Linked DNA regions of Homo sapiens: region 2 is linked to region 1. Evidence: chromatin loops called from intact Hi-C (ENCODE). Cell type or tissue: PC-9. All regions are shown on one strand. Links, peaks and the distances in the headings refer to the core of each region. The heading gives the core; the rest is flanking DNA.

Region 1 (9,408 bases), core at 506-8,505:
TTGGGGTCCAGGGCCATGGGTCACAAGCAGCCAGACCCCTCCCCGGGCCAGGTCAGGCCTCCTGGGAGCATTCCTGCTGGGGTCCACATGTCCCCTGGGGCCATGGACTGAGATTCGGAGCCTCTGGGCCTGTCTCTGGCCAGGGAAGCAGCTGACCTCCCGGCCATATGCTGCTTGGCTTTGGAAGGCACATGTCTTGCCCTGCTGTGTCCAACCCAGGACATACGTAGGGAGCATGGGCATTGGTTTACCGTCCTGAAATACAGCCCTGGACTCAGGGCATGGCTCGCTGCCCAGACCTGCCGGAGCATGGGTCGGGGGCCTTGGCTCTGGGGGCTGGTGCGGGTGGCAGATGTGCCAGGGTCCCTTCTCACTGTGGTTTCTCTCTCTCCATTGCCAGGTCCGGCCTCTTTGGCCTACCCCCGTTGGCTCCGCTGCCCCAGGTCGATGAGTCCCCTGTCAACGACAGCCATGGCCGGGCTCCCGAGGAGGGGGATGCAGAGGTGATGCAGCTGGGGTCCAGCTCCCCCCCTCCTGCCCGCGGGGTTCAGCCCCCCGAGACCACCCGCCCCGAGCCACCCCCGCCCCTCGTGCCGCCGCTGCCCGCCGGAAGCCTGCCCCCGTACCCTCCCTACTTCGAAGGCGCCCCCTTCCCTCACCCGCTGTGGCTCCGGGACACGTACAAGCTGTGGGTGCCCCAGCCGCCGCCCAGGACCATCAAGCGCACGCGGCGGCGTCTGTCCCGCAACCGCGACCCGGGGCGCCTCATCCTCAGCACCATCCGCCTGCGGCCGCGCCAGGTGCTCTGTGAGAAGTGCAAGAGCACGCTGAGCCCCCCGGAGGCCAGCCCCGGACCCCCAGCCGCGCCCAGGGCCCGCAGGAGGCTGGGCAGCGGCCCGGACAGGGAGCTCCGCAAGCCGGAGGAGCCGGAGAACGGCGAGCCCACGGCTGCGGCCACCGCCAGGAGGAGCAAGAGGGAGAGGCGCGAGGAGGACAGGGCCCCGGCAGAGCAGGTCCCGCGGAGCCCGGTCATCAAGATCTCCTACAGCACGCCCCAGGGCAAGGGAGAGGTGGTCAAGATCCCCTCCCGCGTGCACGGCTCTCTGGAGCCCTTCCGTCCCCAGCAGGCCCCGCAGGACGACGGCAGCCAGGACCCCGAGGTGCTGGACAGAGAGTCCCGGGACCGGCCGTCCTGCGCGCCCTCGGCCTCCATCCCCAAGTTGAAACTGACACGGCCTGTGCCGGCCGGCGCGGACCTGCCGCCCCCTAAGATCCGCCTGAAGCCCCACCGTCTGGGGGACAGCGAGCACGAGCCCGTGTACCGGGCCGAGCTGGTGGGGGAGCTGAACGGGTACCTGCGGGACAGCTCGCCGGCGCCCTGTGCGGACGGCCCTGCCGGTGGGCTGGCGGACTTGTCTTCTGGAAGTTCGGGTGAGGACGATGACTTCAAGAGCTGTCCCCAGGGTCCACAGGGACGCGAGGGCTTGGCTTTTCTCGTCAGCTGCCCTGAGGGGAGAGCGGACTGTGCCAGTGAGTCGGCGTGCAGCAGCGACAGCCTGGACGAGGCCAGATCGTCCGGCTCGGAAGGGACGCCGGCAGACACGGGTGACCTCTCGCCTGGCCACGGCGCGTCAGCGCCCTCGGTGTCCAGAGAGGCTCGCCAAACGGTGCCGCCCCTGACGGTCAGGCTGCACACACAGAGCGTGTCGGAGTGCATCACGGAGGACGGCAGGACTGTGGCCGTGGGGGACATCGTCTGGGGTAAGATCCATGGTTTTCCTTGGTGGCCGGCGCGTGTTCTTGACATCAGTCTCGGCCAGAAGGAGGACGGAGAGCCGTCTTGGCGAGAAGCGAAGGTCTCGTGGTTTGGTTCTCCGACTACGTCGTTCTTGTCTATTTCAAAACTCTCCCCTTTCTCTGAATTTTTCAAACTGAGATTTAATCGTAAGAAGAAGGGGATGTATCGGAAAGCTATAACCGAGGCTGCAAATGCCGCAAGACACGTGGCCCCGGAAATCAGGGAGCTCTTAACCCAGTTTGAAACGTAACTGGTTCCCTGACCAGGTGAGTGTGCCAGCGGCAGCCTCCTTCCCCCCAGCGGCCCAAGCTCACACCTGTGTCCAGGCCATGCCTCTGCTCCGGGCCCTGAGGCCCAGGGAGCCGCCGCCTGTGCCCCTCAGCTGGCTTGCTTGGGGCCCCAGCCGTCTGGAAAATGGTTGCCCTCACTGGTGATGCCATCTGCGCTTCTGATTCACACAAGAGGCGCACTGCAAGGAGGCCAGCCACCGCTGGTGCTTGTTGGAAGCACACAGCGAGTTTGTGTTTGGCAGCCATTTTTCAAAGGCCGGAAGGGAGCTTCTCATGCTCTCAGTCGTTGTTTGGAGTCAGGGATGTGGTTTGACGGATCCTGGGGAGGGGAGAGCCCAGGCTGAGGCCCTGTCTTGCGTTACTCACTCAGGGAACAAACTCTCACTGCTCTTTCCAAAGATCAGAGCGGGCATCTCCCTCCTCCTGCACGCGGATAGGCCATCCCAGGACATTAAAGGAGGGAGGGCGAGGTGAGCTTCCCACCCTCAGATGAAGCCCCCACCCCAACTCCCCAGACTGGCCCAGCCCTGCCCCCTGTGACCCCCCAAATCTTCCTCCTGGGTCAGTGCGCACTCCGTCGTCAGCAGGCTGTGTGCGTGGCCAGGCGCCCGGGACCTGGGACATGGTGTGGGGGCCTGTTCCCGGGGACGGCGTCTCACTGTCGGCCTCTACTACGAGCACTTTCTAGAATCTCCAGCCAGGCCTTGTGTGGATTCTCTGTGCCTGGGGGGCACTACGCTGTGTGGAGGTGTGGGGGTGTCACCTTGTGGGGCTGGGGGCACCACCCATGCCCCTGTAATCACCACGTGGGGCATCCGGAGCCTGCCGAGGGGCTGTTTTCTGCCCTGAGCTCCTGAAGGCCACTCTCCCAGCTCCAGAGGCCTTCTCAGCACCTCCTAGATGCCCCTCTTGTCTTCCCAGCAGGAGAAGGCAGGCCAGGGAGCAGTCCTTTCTGGGTGGGGGCAGCTGGTGGCCCTCTGTGCTCTTCTTCCTGGCTCCATGGCCTAACCACCCCATGGATGCAGAGATTCCAGGGCCAGGGGCTGTACGCAGAGGGCAGGGGCAGGGCTCCGCCTAGGCCTTGGTGACGTCTGGTGACCTTGTCTTCCCTGGCCACCTGCCCAGAGGCCTTAGAGTTTCCCAGGTGACCGTCCTCGGGCCTTTGTTGGGGGCGGGGACTGGAGCGCCTGGTGCCCCTCCACTGCTGCACCCTGCGTATTGGGGTTCCGGCGGAAGCAGTGATGAGAGACCACTGTGGTTGAGCCAGGGTCCCCAGGGTCCCCAGGCTGCCTGGCTGCCCAGGCTCTGGCCTGGCCTCACCCCCTCCCTCCAGCCACCCGGCTGCATCTGCCTTGCTCTCCTGAGGCCAGGCACAAACCTGGCTGCTCCCCCCGCCCCAGGAACCAGGCCCTTTTCTGATCAGTTCTGGGGCCTTGGGGCAGGCGTGGGGCAGGTGCCTTGTTGGCGAGTGGGTGTGGGTGCCGTCTCTCAGCTTGAGTCTGGGGAGTGTCTCAAGCCAGGGCACCATCTTCTGAGGGGTAGGAGGAGGGTCAGAGGACTCCCGTCTGCTGTCCTGGGGGGCCCTCCCCGAGTTCTGGACTCAGGCATTTGCGAGGCATGACATCCCCCCACGCAGGACGTCTCCAAGTGAGGCCTGAGGCCTTGGCTGGCAGGGAGTGCCCAGCCGGGAGGGAGGACGGGAGGACACAGTCTTGCAGGCTCAGGGCCGGCTGTGTTTATCCGGAAGTGGAGGAAGAATCTCACCAGACGGGTTTGCCTGCCTCCACGGGGGGCAGTGCCTGCACACGGGGCCTGCGCCGGGACCAGCCCCCTGCTCTGGGAGTGGGGGTGCCGGATCCTTTCAGCACCAAAGCGCAGAGTGGTGTGTGCCTGGTTGGCTTTTTGGTCTTATTTCCTGAGGGCTAAAGACCAAGTGCTCAGTGTGATCAGAGCTGGTGTCTCGTGGGGCCTGGGATCTCCCGCCCTCTGTGGGGTTGGTGGTCCTTGAGGGACACGTTTGCTTTGAAGTGTCAGCAGCGCACCTCTGGTCTGCTCTTTGTAGGGGAAATGCGGGGGTACCTGCCTTTCCTGGGAAGGGGGACCCGCCACCACCATCGTGAAGGCGCCTCTCTGAGCAGAGGCTGAGTGAGGTGTGGGGCGCTGCTGGCCATGCCCGAGGGAGGGGCGGGAGGAGGAGGCTGGTGTGGGGGCTGGAGCTCGGGCAGGGAGGCCTTCCGGGGAAGGTCGTCCTCCCAGCTCCCGCCCACCGGCCACCCTGGCCTGGCCCCAGCCGCTCCTGCAGCTGCCCGAGGATGAGGACGGGGATGGCTGGGCGGTGTCAGAAGCTTCCTGAGGTTTGTGGGTGTCTGCTGCCTGAGGCACTTGTCAAGGAGCAGTCACCGCAGGCACCACGAGATCGGCTCCGTTGCAGGGACACTGAGCCCAGCATCTACCCATGAGAGACCCCTCACTCTCTCTCAGCTTGCTGCGGGGCTGGAGGCCCTGCTCAGGGGTAGGCGGATGCCCCACAGACCACAGGGTGCCAGGGCATTGGGCCTGTGGCCGGCAGTGCCAAGAGGCAGCCTGGCTGGCACAAGGGACGGGCACATCGGCCTCAGCAGGGGCCGCGCCAGGACGCATGGCTGTGACACACTTGGGCACCCCTCCGTGTGAGGTCCTGATGGAGGTGCGCCGAGGCTGGGCTGGCCTCCTGTGCAGGAATAGAGGCCGTTGGGCCTTGTCCCAGCCGGTCACCTGCTGTTGCGGTCTCAGGGAGCCAACACCTCTGAGCCTGTTTGTTCACCGCTCCCAGGGTAACAACAGGTCCCGCCTCTGAGTGAGCCGCACTCCACCCCGGTGGTCACGGCCGGCTCCAGGGCCTGTGAATGGCCTGTGGCCGCTGCCCTTGGAGGTGACCACTGTGCCCTCTCAGGCTGGCAGGAGAGGCCGTTCCCTGGGACTTCTCCTACACCCACAGGGACCCCATGGGATTAGAGCTGAGGTCCGGGGCGGGGGCAGGTGGTGGAGACCAGGCTCTGGGGTTACTGTGCCTGGGAGCAGCCTCCTGCTTCAGGTGCAGGCACCGGACATGCAGGGTCAGGGGCCCAGCAGGAGCTGCCTGGCCAGGCTTGTCCTGCAGCTGGGAATGGGGACCCAGAGAAGGCAATGCCACCCACACCCCCACCACCGCCTGGGCCCACCGAGCCTGAGAGGGGAAGGCAGCTCCTCCCCAGGGTGAGCCCCAGGGCCTCGGGCTGGGGTCCTGCCCCTGTCCAGGCTCAAGGTCCTCTCTCTGCTCCCCTGGTCTCTCCCTCACCACCCACCCACCCACCCACCCACCCACACCTCTACTGAGGGCCAAGCACTCCACTGGGCCCAGGCTAGAAGGGGGCCAAATGGGGAGGGCTGTGAATCACCAGTTCCCAAATTAGTGCATAATCACACACAGGAACTGCTGAGAAGGAAGGGAAGAGGGGCTTGAAGCAGAGCATCCAGCGAGAAACCTGGCCTGGACTGGGATCCGGGAAGGCTTCCTGGAGGAGGTGGCAGGAGCCAGGATCTGAATGGTGAGCTAATCAGGAGCTGATGGGGTGAGGGTGGGGGCAAGTGTTCTAGGCAGGAGGAGGGCAGGGCATGTTCCAGGGGTTGCGGAGGTGGTCAGGGGGCCCGGTGGGCCAAGGCACAGACTCTGGGTGCTGTTGGAGAATTACAGACAGAGGAGTGAGATGGTCTTGTTATTATTTGTCAGTTAAAAATAAAATGAAACTTTAAAAAAATCTGATAGCTTTACAAATAAAAGCAGTGACCTCCAGCTGTGAGGACAGGGAGAGTGACGGGGGACGGGGAGGCTGGGCGGTGTGCAGGTGTCGCTCCTGGAACTAGGGGAGCCACGGTCTGTGCCCCGCATCCTCAGGGGTGGCTCCAGTTCTCGGGAGGTGCCTGAGGCCTGGCTGGAGGCATCTCAGGGGAAAGCTCAGAGGCGGGTCAGGCAGAGGGCTGGGGGCAAGGATCCGTATTCATCGGGGGGGACCTGGGCCAGGACAATGCTTGGCGGGGAGCTCCACAGACTGGCTGCTTGAGGCAGAGGCTTTGGAGCAGCAGAGGCAGGTGGAGATGACAGGTGACTGGATGTGTGCACTGTGCGGGAGCAGGAAGGAGGGTGGCGGAGAGTGGGTGGCACTGGCCAGCCGTGTGGGGAGGACCTGAGGGGCTCGGGACCTTGCCCGTCCTGCACCTCAGCACCACTGCAGGGGAGGGGGGCGTGCCCAGAGGGGCGGCGGGCTGCCTGGTGTTTTGGGAGCCATGAGGGCCAATGGGGACACCTGGTCCTGGGAGCCGTGAGGGCCAACGGGGCACCTGGTCCTGGGAGCTGTGAGGGCCGACGGGGCACTTGGTCCTGCACAGGCACCTCCTGTGCTTCCCTGTCGTGGCCAGGGCAGGCCGTGCTCCACCGACGTGCGGACTGGAAGCTGGGCACCTCCCTGAAGTGGGGACTCAATGCTCTCCTGGTGTCCCGGCCTCTTGGGCAAGGGGGAGATTTCACAGCTTCCAGACAGTGCAGGCTGGAGGGGTCCAGCCTCCTGTGGCCCCAGGGGCCCAACCCTTTCCCCTCCTGCCCTGGCAGGGGACTTTTGGGGGCGTACCCAGCACAGCCTCCGTCAGCAGTTGGGAGCACGGGGTTTCTGCGCCACTGGACGGTCAGTGTTCCTGGGGTCGTCCTTGTCTTCTGTGAGTTTCCTGTAGCTGCTGTAACAAACCTCCACACACTGGGGCTCTGAGACCACAGGCGTTTATTCCCACGCCTCTGGGGGTCAGGAGCTTGAGTCAAGGCGAGCAGGGCTGTGCGCCTTCAGCTCCAGACAAGAATCCCTCTTGCCTCCACAGACCTGGGGGTCCAGGCTTCCCCCTCTCATGACCACGTCGCCCCAGGCTCTGCCTCCATGGGCTCAAGGCCGCTGCCTCTTCGAAGTACCCTGGTGGCATCTGGGGACCCGTAGATAGCGCGGGAGGGGCCGCTCATCTGGAAACCCTTTAATCACAACGCAAACACGATGTGGCAGAAGGTGCCATTCCCAGGCTCCCAGGACGAGGAGCACCCGGTCTCATTCACTCCACATCCCCAGCGGTTGTGTGGGCAGCGCGGGCACAGCCCAGGGTCCACCCGAGCCTCATGTCCGACAGAAGGGAAGGCCCCAGGAAGCAGGGGTGGAGATGGGCTTCAGCCCAGGGGCCCGTGGGGCAAGGGAGGGACCCACTGCTTCAGAAAGGTCCGCTGTGCACAGGCCATGGGGGCAGCATGGGCCGCTTCCGACCTTCAGCTTCATAATGTTGATTTCTCCTGGGAAATAAAGATAATAATCAGGAAGCTGCCCGGCACTGGAGTGCTGAGTCGGCAGGAGCCGCTGCCGGGACTTGGGAGAGTGTGGTGCTCACTGGAGTCTCCGGGCCAGAAGCAGCGACGCCGCCGTCTCCAGGCTTCGGCTTTTCTGATTGATGTTTTCCTTTTAGAACAGCGTCCTTGAGCTTCCTGCACAAAACTTGCTTTTCTCTTCCTCCAACTCTAAATAAAAACGCTCTTCTGCTTCTGAGGACGGGTTTCTCAGCTGACTTCCCTGCGTTGCTTTCAGGGAATTCAGGTCCCACGTGAAGGTTGTAATTATTTTGTTCCAGAAGGAAACAGAGGCCTGTAATTCTGAGCCTGCTGCAGGGGCTCAGGCCCCGCCCTACCTCCTGGCTCCCAGCAGCCGGGCAGCCGGTCCTTGCCGCTTCCTCCCAGCCAGCAGCTTGGGCATTGAGGCCATGTTGGTGGGGCAGGCGGGCAGGTGCTGGGGTGTTTGGAGTTGCTTCTCAGGGGGTCAGATGCCTGGGACATGGGGGACTTTCCCAGTGTGGGGGGACACTGCTGGAGGCCCCTGCTCACCCATGCCTTCAAAGCCAAGCGTTGTGCCCACCTCTGGTGAGATGCCCTAATACTATGCGGACCTGTTGCCAGACCTCCTACTTGCTTCCTGGGTCTCACCTTCAGCTCCAAATCCTTGCCCCTGACCCCACCGGGCTTCAATGCCCTGGACAGGGCATGTGCCCCATGTCAGAGGATTGGGAGTGGAGGGTGGGACTTCCTGCACTCCATGGGGCTCACTCTCTTACCAGGACCCCTTCAGGGGCCGTGGGAGCTCCTGCCCGGCAGGAGGCTGTTCTCTCCTGGAGACCCGGGGGTTGGTTGTGGGCTTGGGGTTGTTGGCCTAATCCGTTCCCGATCAAGTTCACCCAGGTTTTCACCCTGGGGCTCCGCCTACCGTTGGTGATCACTTTAAGATTTGCTCTTTCAGGAGGGATTACGAGGTGCTGGCCCTGGTCTTCATTTACTCACTGGAATTCTTGCAGAAAAGCCTCTTTCCTTACCAGCTTTCAGTGGCACTGCACCAAGACTTGCGGCCACCCCCCGCTTGCAGAGAATTCTCATGGAGGCCAGGGTAGATGTGGGGGCTGGTTCCCCAGCTCCTTCCAGCGTGGCCGAGGAGTCCCTCCTGAGCGTGTGTGTCTCGTGAAAGCGCACATGTTTGCTAACATATCTAGTTGGGTTCGATCCACACAAGTGCTATTCTTTCCATGCTCAGACGGTGCCATCTTGGGTCAGCTGGCGGAGGCCAGCGCCAGTGTCCTGTGGTGACCACAGCAGCCTGCTGGCATCTTTGCCCCCGCCGTGCCACGTCATCTGGGCTCACTGTGCGTTTTCTGGCTCAGGCCTGAGGCAGCCACGTCCCTGGGAGCTCTGCTTCCTGCTTTCTGCCCCTCGGGCCGCTGCTGTTTCTAAACCTTTGCAGTCAACACAGCTAGGATTCACTTTTGTGTCTGATGCCGGAAATCTTGACGTTTAATGTTAACATGATCAATTTTATAGATGTAAAGGTTAATATATCTATATCAACATGTAATATAGGTGTGTAAAATATTTAAAATATAACAACATAATGTCACATATTACTGAAAATAATATATGTAATACTATTCTGATGCAGTATGATAGTTTCGGAAGAAAAGGACCCTAGCACCTCCCACCAAGGAGGGTGCCCGCGGGCGTCCCGGTGGGTGGTGGCAGTGAACGCCTGAGCTCGCCCTGCCCGTCTTTTTGTCCTGGGGTCTGGCCCTTTGGGGTATGTGTCACATCCCTCTCTCTGTGGCAAAGTCATGACCTCAGAACACACTTAAGCATCTTCATTCACTTTCTATTTTTGGAGACTCCTCGTTTTTTTAAAACCCACTGTGTTAGGATTCTGTGGCACCTCCGCAGCCCTGGGTCCACTCCCGTCCTGGTCTCCC
Region 2 (9,408 bases), core at 401-8,400, 500 kb before region 1:
GCTTTTAGGGAGTCGAGATCGCGCCCCCGCACTCCAGCCCGGGGAACAGAGCGAGACTCCGCGTCGGGGGCAGTGGGCGGGAGGCAGCGCTCAGGTACGGCGCGCTCAGGTGAGGCCGGCCCACATGCCCGCCCACCGCCGCCAAGCGCGTCCTCCATTGGCGGTTCCACGGAGAACCCACGTTTCCATTGGCCGATGCGGGATGGGGGCGTGTCCGGCCAAGCGGCGCCCTGAAGGCGTGTCCGGCCGCAGCTTAGGCTCTCCGGGAGTCCCCGGAGAGTAGGGGCGGCCGGCGGCGCTAGTCTTCTGGGGAGCGCCGGGTGCACACCGGACCACTGCGGGAGGCCTAGGGCCGAGGGCCGAGGAGCTGGCCTGCGCCCGGCGACCCCGGCTTCCCTCCGCAGTCGCCCAGGCGTCCCTTCCCCCCTACAGCCGAGCGGCGCCGGGCGCAGGCGCATTGGGCGCCCCCGGCAGCCCCCGCGGCCCGCCCCGTCCGCTGCCCGTCCGAGGAGGCGGAGGGCGATGACGTCATCGAGCGGGGCGACGGGCATTGGGCGCCATTTTGAAAAGGGAAAAAAATCCCTCCCCGGCGGCGGCGGCGGCGGCGGCGGCGCCGGCGGTGGTGGCGGCCCCGGGGCTGAGCGCTCGGCTGCAGCGGCGCGGAGGCCGTCTCCCTGGTCTGCCGCGGTCCCCGCCCGTCCCGCCGCCGGCTGCCATGGCAGGTGAGGGGTCTGCGCGGGCCGGCGGGGACCACGGGGGCGGGCGGGGGCCGCGGCCGGCCTGACCGCCCCGTTGTGTTTGCAGGAGCCGGAGGCGGCGGCTGCCCCGCGGGCGGCAACGACTTCCAGTGGTGCTTCTCGCAGGTCAAGGGGGCCATCGACGAGGACGTGGCCGAAGGTGAGCCCCGCGCCGCGCCCCGCCCCGGGACCCTCGCGGACAGCTCCCAGCCCGGCCGCGCGCGGCCTCCGGGCCCCAAGCGTCCGTGGAAGGCAGGCAGGAGGATGGGGGCCGGGCGGGGCAGGGGCCAGGGGCCGAGCTGGGGGCCGTGATCGGGGGGCGGCCGTCCTCTGTCCGCTGTCCCGGCCCGCGGGGCACGGGCGGAGGCGTCGGGCCCGCGGCGGGACTTATGTAAGTCACCAAGGTCACGGGCGGCCGGGTCCTCCGAACCCAGCGCCTGGGGCTGCCTCCTGCCCGGGGCGGAACCGAAGCCCGGGGCTGCCTCCTGCCTGGGGCGGAACTGAGGAGACCGCGGCGGAGCCGGGGACGGGAACGGAGTCCATATCGTGCGCTCGGGCAGCGCGGCACAATGGCCCAGAGGCTGGGAACGCGCCTAGGGCTGGGTCGGGGCCTCGGCCCCCACCAGGCTCTGCGTTTCATCGGCGGTGCGCTCTTGAGCGAGCTGGTTGCCTCGGCTCCCTGATTCTTAAGGTCTGCTTTCTGCGGTTCTAAAATCCTTGAATTTTACTGTGAGGTACTGCTACTTTCTCTACTGATATATTTTAAGGTCTCTATTCCAGATTTTAGTCTTGAACTTCATGGTATTACTTGAAGTTCACTGGTCTTTTCCTTAAATCATACTCTCAAATTGGCCCAGGCACAAAGTTTTAGGGTGGTGGGAGGGAACTGGGAAGTGCCTCCCACCCCAGCTTCCCATGAAGCTTACCTGTCACCTTAAAGTTAAAAAGCTATGTAGCTTTCCTTTTTCACCGTTGAATGGAGAACTTGGTCGAGTCTTAGAAGTTTGATTAATATTTCAGATTCAGAGTCATAGTGACTTTTTTGTTGTTGTTCATACATCTTACTGAACATTGTAAACCTTTAACCTTTTCTTAAAAATGATTGGTGTTTGCACCAAATACACCTTCCCTGCCTCAAGTTACTAAAAGCCCCTTGTCAGACGTCCTGTTCACTTCCCTCCATCTCGGCCCCCCCAACCCCGTGAACTTTTACTCCCTCTTCCCTACCCTGTACCTCTCCCTGGCAGTGTCTGGTTTGGCACATGACCCCTGAGGACATCTGGAGATTCTGCGCCCCCTGGGACAAACAGGGCCTAGGTTATTAAGCAGGTGAAACTGGGCTCTAAGAAATGCGTAATATATATGGTTTGAGATTAAAACTAGGTGCATTTTATGTGATCTAAAAAGTTTATTGATTTTATTTCTTTAAAATGCATTACTTTTTTTGTTTGATTTTGCATATGCTAAGCAAGTGACAGTTCAGCCTTACTCAAGTGTGATTTCTGTCGCAAGTAAAGCAAAACTTGTTTGGGAGTAGGAAAGTGAGAGGGCTTAATGCTTGCCTTAATTTCTGTTAACTCTTTATTTTGTTTTTTGGAGACAGGGTCTCACTTTGTAGCCCAGGCTGGATGGAGTGCAGTGGTGCGATCTGGGCTCACTGCAACCTCTGCCTCCTAGGCTCAAGCGATTCGCCCACCTCAGTCTCTGAAGTAGCTAGGACCACACACACGCGTGCACCACCACACCAGGCTAATTTTTGTATTGTTGTAGGGGATTTCGCCATGTTGCCCAGGCTGGTCTTGAACTCCTGGGCTCAAGTGGTCTGCCCACGTCAGTCTCCCAAGGTGCTGAGATTATAGGCGTGAGCCACCGCACCTGCCTGGTTTCTTTACTTAAAAAAAAAAAAATTATTGATAAGCTGAATGAATTAAAATTTAAGTATAACTAAGGTAGTATATTTTAAATGTGACTGTACACATATGAAAATAGTATTCTTTCTTTAAAAAAAATCTTGGGCCGGGTGTTGTGGCTCATGCCTATAATTCCAGCACTTTGGGAGGCCAAGGTGGACAGATCACTTGAGGTCAGGAGTTTGAGACCAGCCTGGCCAACACAGTGAAACCCCGTCTCTGCTAAAAATACAGAAGTTAGCCGGGCGTGGTGGCACATGCATGTAATCCCAGCTACCTGGGAGGCTGAGGCAGGAGAATCACTTGAACCCGGGTGGTGGAGGTTGCAGTGAGTGGAGATCGTGCCATTGCCCTCCAGCCTGGACAATAGAACAAGGCTCCATCTCAAAAAAAAAAAAAAAAAAAAAAAATCTTGACAAATACTTTGTTCTCTGAATTAAACTGATGGGAACTTTTTGCAGTTTTAAATCCCTATTTTAAGTTAAATTTTGAGTAAATCCAAAAGTTTGGTATTTCGAGTTGTCGTGGTTTCTTTTGTAACATTGCTTTGTGGTAATTATCTGCATGTGTTTTGGTTATTCTGTGTATTCAGAGCTGTCTATTTTAATCCATGTATGCTTTGGCCATAGTAACCCATCCAGATTAACACATTTATAAGTCACCATCGATTTGTCCCATAGTTGTGATACCGTTGCTTTGTATTAACACCAGAGAGTCAGTGATGATGAAGGGAAGTGTAGTCGTTAGTCACCAGGGATTGCTGAGCAGCAAGGATCAAGAAGCTGGTCATGCCCAAACGCAACCTTGAGGGAGAGATGTTGGTGAGAGATAAGAGATGGGTGGCTGGGTACGGTGACTCACACCTGTAACCCCAGCACTCTGGGAGGCTGAGGCGGGTGGATCACTTGAGGTCAGGAGTTTGAGACTAGCCTGGCCAATATGGCGAAACCCCATCTCTACTAAAAATACAAAAATTAGCCAGGCGTGGCAGGGCCGGCCTGTAATTCCAGCTCCTCAGGAGACTGAGACAGGAGGATTGCTTAAACCTGGGAGGTGGAGGTTGCAGTGAGGCGAGATGGTGCCATTGCACTCCAGCCTGGGCGTCAGAGCGAGACTCCGTCTCAAAAAAAAAAAAAAAAGGAGAGAGATGGCCGGGCGCAGTGGCTCACGCTTGTAATCCCAGCACTTTGGGAGGCCGAGGCAGGCAGATCACAAGGTCAGGAGATCGAGACCATCCTGGCTAACACGGTGAAACCCCGTCTCTACTAAAAATACAAAAATTAGCCGGGTGTGATGGCGGGCGCCTGCAGTCCCAGCTACTTGGGAGGCTGAGGCAGGAGAATGGCATGAACCCGGGAGGCAGAGCTTGCAGTGAGCCGAGATCGTGCCACTGCACTCCAGCCTGGGCGACAGAGCAAGACTTTGTCTCAAAAAAAAAAAGAGAGATGGGCAGTTCACAGGGGTTTTTATCGTGCACTGCTGCTCAGGCTGTAGAACTTAAGGTATAGCAGATTTTGTTTGTTTAGATTTGTGGCTTGTGAGGCATTTTGTTCTTGAAGGTTTTGTTCTGGGCCAAGTTCAGCTCTGTAGAGCTTTACTACAGCCCTGCACTCTGGCCGTCTTTCTGCCCTCTCTGCAATGGGTAAGGAGAAGGAGCCTTAGAGATTAAGGCCTGGGTCCTCTCCTGACTTCAGTGGGGTGATGCCCAGTGCACAGGAAGTGGTGCAGGGCTAGGAGTAGGCACTCCTGACTTTGGAGGTCATGAAGTGAGTGACATAGAAAAGCCTTTGGTTTTTGTTTTGATTTCTGTTTTGTTTTTAAAACTAATAGTTTTGGGCTGGGGAATCAGAATCAACCTATGGTGAAAGTGCTGGCCTATGTAAAATTTGATGCGCACCCCACCCCCCTTTTTTTTTTAAAAGAATTGGGTTTAGCTATGGGTCAGGTCATTTTGCTAAGAGTTGTGATTCCACTGGGTCATCAGACTTCCCATCCCCCTGCAGGTAGGAGTAGAGCTGAGCTCACAAGGAAGTTATTAAGTGTCCTGCTGATGAGCAGGTGTATAAGCAGCAGTCAGTGGTGACTTGCATCTCCTCCCTTTGCTGGAAGGTGGGACTAGGTGAGTTTATATGCTGAGTTGACCAAGAGTTAAAATAGTAAAACCAGGGGGCTTCCAGCAGGAAGCAAGTAGAAAAGTTGTTTGTTAGCTTCTAATTCCACGATGTTGCGGTTCTAAACGGTGGCTCCTTTCTGGAAATTGTTAACTGTTGTGCAGATTTTTTCTGCATGTTATGGAATCACCTTCACCCAGCCCCTGCTCCCTCTCCTGGAACGTACTTCATTCAGCATGTGATGTGTTTTGCAATGTCACATGGTATTTCATCCTTTGCTTCTCTCTCTGGTAGACTGAGCTCCTCAAGCTTGAAGGCTGGCTGTCCCCCTTCCCACCCCAGCCCTTGTAGAGGACCCAGCACGAAGGTCATGATAGGTAACAGTTGCTGAGTGGTCATTCTGTGCTAGAGATTGCTCGCAGTGCTTTTCCTATGTCAGTGAATCTTCACACCACCGAAGAAGGAAGGAAATACTGTTCTTCCCAGTCTCAGATGCAGAATCCGAGGCGTGGGAGCAATTAACCTGGGTCACAAAGCGAGTGTATGGCAGGGCCAGGGTTTGGAGCCACGCCGACTGGCCGCAGAGCCGTGGAGCGCTGTACTGCTTCAGCGACCATTTGCAGCCAGCACAGTACTGATGAAGCCCCACTGTGGCATGCGGCCGTCCAGCCTTGGGATGGAGCTGTTCTTCTAAAGCTCGGTGAAAATCTTACTACCAAGAGGCGTGTGAAAATGCTTTTGAAGGCAAATGAAAATGGAATGCCTTTAAAGGAAGTCTGTGTCAAAATGATAGAAGATTAGTAACAAGGATTCAAGAATAGCATCACTTTCCAACCAATTCTCAAACTATTTGAAGAGTAGATACCACAGAGACAGTAAGTAAGTGAAACACCTGCACGTCAAGCAAGTGCTGCAGCACCTTTGCCTGTGATGTCACTTTCCACATGACTGCAACCTGCTTACCTGCAGGGAAGCTATGGGTCTTGCTCCTTTATATATTACACTAATTGCTCCTATGGAGAAACCGTGGGGAGGGGTTGGGGGAGGAGGGTCTTATATTGAACCTGGTTTTATATAGCTTTATAGCTTGATAACAGCTGGTTCCTTTCTTCTCAGAATTTGTAGTTTTAAGTGTATTGGGGTTTTATTTGTTGATTTTGCTTTAATCAGTTTCTTAATCCATGATCTGTTGCTTTGAATTAGACATTAACCTGTTTCTAAAGAGATAGACTAAACAAAACTAAAGGTTTGTTTGCTTAAGTCAAGCTTGAGTCTGGGGAGTTATGTAAGTAACATAGATATCTGGTTAATCTGGTAGGATAGCCTTTCCAAGGGAGTTTACATTGGTACTTTGAAAGAAACATTTTAAGTCGCAGAAAGGTAACAAAAATTAAGTTAACTGTAGCATCAGCACCAGAAAGTTACTGTTTCATTGAATGTAAGATAATGTCTGGCTCGGTGGCTCACGCCTGTAGTCTCAGCACTTCAGGAGGCCAAGATGGCAGGATCCCTTGAGCCCAGCAATTTGAGACCAGCCTGGGCAACATAGTGAGATCTTGTCTCTACCAAAAAAAAAAAAAAAAGAAAGAAATTCGGGACGTTTGCCAGGTATGGTAGTACACACCTGTAGTCCCAGCTACTCAGGAGGCTGAGGTGGGGGCATCGCTTGAGCCAGGGAGGTTGAGGCTGCAATGAGCTATGATTGCACCACTGCACTCCAGCCTGGGCAATAGAGTGAGACCTTGTCTCAGAAAAAAGAAAAAATAATAATAATTATATATGTATATATATAATCTTTGAAATTAGGTGTGTCTTTTATATATAATCTCCTATAATGTCTTTTATATGTATATATAAAATCTACATCTAATTTCAGAGATACTAAGATGTGGGGAAATGTACTTAGAATCAATGAAATACGGTGTTGGTGAATGCAAAACTTGTCAGTCATATTTATTGATTTCTTCTGTGTACAGATAATGGGCATTTGGTATTTATTCATTTATATTTTTTTTTTGGTCTTAATGGGACATGGTGTCTGCTTATTTGAATTATTTCCGGTCTGATTTCTATATTCCATTGTAGAATTTTCATTTACTTAATATTTATATCTGTGCCATTGAAGAGAACCTTCAGGAAAGCATCCTCTGGGGAAGGCCATCAAACAAGCAAACAGTCTAGTAATATTTTGCAGTTTGACTTATGAGAGCTTCATAGGAAGCCTCTGCCTTTAGGAAGTCAGTTGTATGCCTTAAGATTCACAGACTCGCCGGGCGCAGTGGTTCACGCCTGTAATCCCAGCACTTTGGGAGGCCGAGGCGGGCGGATCACGAGGTCAGGAGATCGAGACCATCCTGGCTAACAGGGTGAAACCCCGTCTCTACTAAAAAAAATACAAAAAATCAGCTGGGTGTGGTCGCGGGCACCTGTAGTCCCAGCTACTGGGGAGGCTGAGGCAGGAGAATGGCATGAACCCAGGAGGCGGAGCTTGCAGTGAGCGGAGATCACGCCACTGCACCTCCAGCCTGGGCAGCAGAGCGAGACTCCATATCAAAAAAAAAAAAAAAAGATTCACAGACTCATCATGCTTAGTACAGCCACATCTTAACGCTCAGGAGGCTGGCCTGGTCATCGTTACATCGTGAAGTTAAGTTTACAAGATATGTGGTGGTATTGAATCATACCTGGTGATTTTCCACGTTCCCTGATTTTAAGCAGTCTGCTGTTCTGATGGGAAGTTCCAGGTTGGGTTTGTGTCTGCTGTTTTCAACTCTGAGGGCCCCTTTCTGAGCTTCAGCTCGCTTATCTAGAAGTTAAATCAGAAGCTTTTTGTTAAGATCAAACAATGTGCAGTGCTGTTGCAACTTGAAAAGTGCTTTTCAAGTATTAGATACAACTGTTAATTCTCTTGTATTTTAAAGTATTGGGGCTTGGTTTTAGCTATATTTAAACACAAAAATAGCAGTTTCTTGTTTTTCCTTACCTGCTTCATGTCCATCTACCCAGATCCCTTCCACTGGGCCTGGCCTCTTAATGTTTACGTTATTATTCAGTGATTATTCCCATCCCTTGATCTTTGCTCCTGTTTCTTTCTTTGCCTAGAGTATTTATTTTGCTTCCTGTCCATTCCCTAAGCCCTGCTGATCCTTCTAAATCCACCTCCAATCCCACTTGGCGAGTCCCTGCTCCAGCTCCCCTCAGCGTTCAGTGTCGTCTTAGACTCCAGATTTCCCTTTCACACTGTGTTCCATGTTGTTTAGCAATTGGCTGTGTCCTGCTTGTGGTTCCCTTATTTTATCACATGTATTATTAGGCTCGTCTCTCCCACTGGATGTCAGTCAGCATATGGAATGTCATGATATTACCAGGTGATGGAGAGGAATTGTGCACGTGGAATTTGGTACACATCCCTTTTTCACCCTCTTCAGGCTTTGTGTTAACTTGGGAAGTTACTTACTCTTTTCTCATCTGTTAAACGGGTACTATTACTTGTGACCATTACAGGGTTGCTGTGAAGATTCCAGAAAATGTATGGAAAGCTCTGACAAACAAACACGTTAACTGGTAACTGTTCAGAGGCTGTTGTCTTAAGAGACCCTCTTGCATAGGAAAATAGCTGACTCTGTCACTTCAGGGAGCCAGTTTAAGAAAAATGAAGGGTAATGCAGGGGCCAGCTTTCAGCTTGGCACATCTGAAAAGTTCACGACAGCATACCAAAGGGCTGCTAGTGCTGGCTGTTGGAAATAGAAATGCAGTTCTTGCCTTCAGGAAACGCTGTTTGGACACAGACAAGCAGGTGGGTCCTTGCACCATGGCTGGACCAGAGCACACTGAGGCAATGTGAAGAAGTACCCAGTACACAGACTTGGGTAGGGAGTGGAGGGGAGGACATCAGGGTATAAGAAGAGGGAGGAAGGGAAGGGGAGGAGAATGTTCCAGGTGGAGAGTGCTTGGTGTGGAGGTTGGACAGAGCATGGTATGTTCTGAGAGGTCAGTGCTTGGCATGGTCCTCTGGCAGAAAAGGGAGTGGCTGTGATGAGCAGGAGGCTGGCTGGGGCCACAGGATGATGAATAAAGGACTTGAATCGTGTGCTCAGGACTCTGAGTGATTGTGAGCTTTTCAGATCCTAAGCGGAGGAGCGACATCAGCTTTGTTTTTAACAAGGTCACTCTGCCCTTTGGAGAGTGGATGGTGGTGGGTAAGAATGGAGATAGGAAGTTACTGCAATAATAAAGATTGGGAAAATGGGCTTACTCTAGTTTCGGGGTGGCCAAGCTTTTTTGTAAAGGGCCAAATGGTAAGTATCTTAGACTTTCAGGCCATCCTGTCCCTGTTGCAACGACTGAATTCAACTCTGCCTTTAGCAGGAAGACAGCCATAGACCCTGCAGAGATGGATGGGCGTGGCTCTGTGCCCTGCTTCCACAGGAGCATGCCTACAGAAAACAGGCAGCTGGCCAGATGTCGCCCAGGTTGTGGTTTGCTAAACCCTGACCTAGAGTTGGTTTGCAAAGTCTTTTGGTGCTGGAATAATTTTATACTCTTAATAGTTATATTGAGGATCCAGAGAGCCTTTGTTTGTGCTGGTTATCGCTGTTGATGTTTTCTATATTTGAAATTAAAACAGAACAACTTACAATATTTATTTT

The links. Peaks named below come from ENCODE experiments on the same cell type or tissue, not always from the same donor. Only the 100,000 strongest peaks of a DNase experiment are listed, where the experiment ranks them.
Region 2: it touches region 1 in a loop (12-fold over the local background); 2 of 110 quality-filtered maps call a loop at or near these places.

What each region holds. Positions count from the first base shown.
Region 1 is chr10:132,404,226-132,413,633 of GRCh38, forward strand. PWWP2B (PWWP domain containing 2B) reads left to right here. Exons shown (of 3, transcript NM_138499.4): 2 at 401-2,064. The coding sequence ends at 2,048. Among named protein-coding and RNA genes, the nearest start is that of PWWP2B, 12 kb to the left of the region's middle. RefSeq lists enhancers at 1,004-1,631, 3,516-4,143, 4,144-4,771, 4,772-5,398. In PC-9, for the core only: no CTCF peak of the experiment used is centred there; DNase peaks (open chromatin) are centred at 3,206, 3,846 and 4,396; H3K4me3 peaks cover 1,949 bases; H3K27ac peaks cover 2,930 bases.
Region 2 is chr10:131,900,434-131,909,841 of GRCh38, forward strand. PPP2R2D (protein phosphatase 2 regulatory subunit Bdelta) reads left to right here and starts at 575. Exons shown (of 9, transcript NM_018461.5): 1 at 575-722; 2 at 805-897. The coding sequence starts at 716. RefSeq lists silencers at 175-684, 755-1,154, 1,335-1,384. In PC-9, for the core only: no CTCF peak of the experiment used is centred there; a DNase peak (open chromatin) is centred at 3,438; H3K4me3 peaks cover 1,830 bases.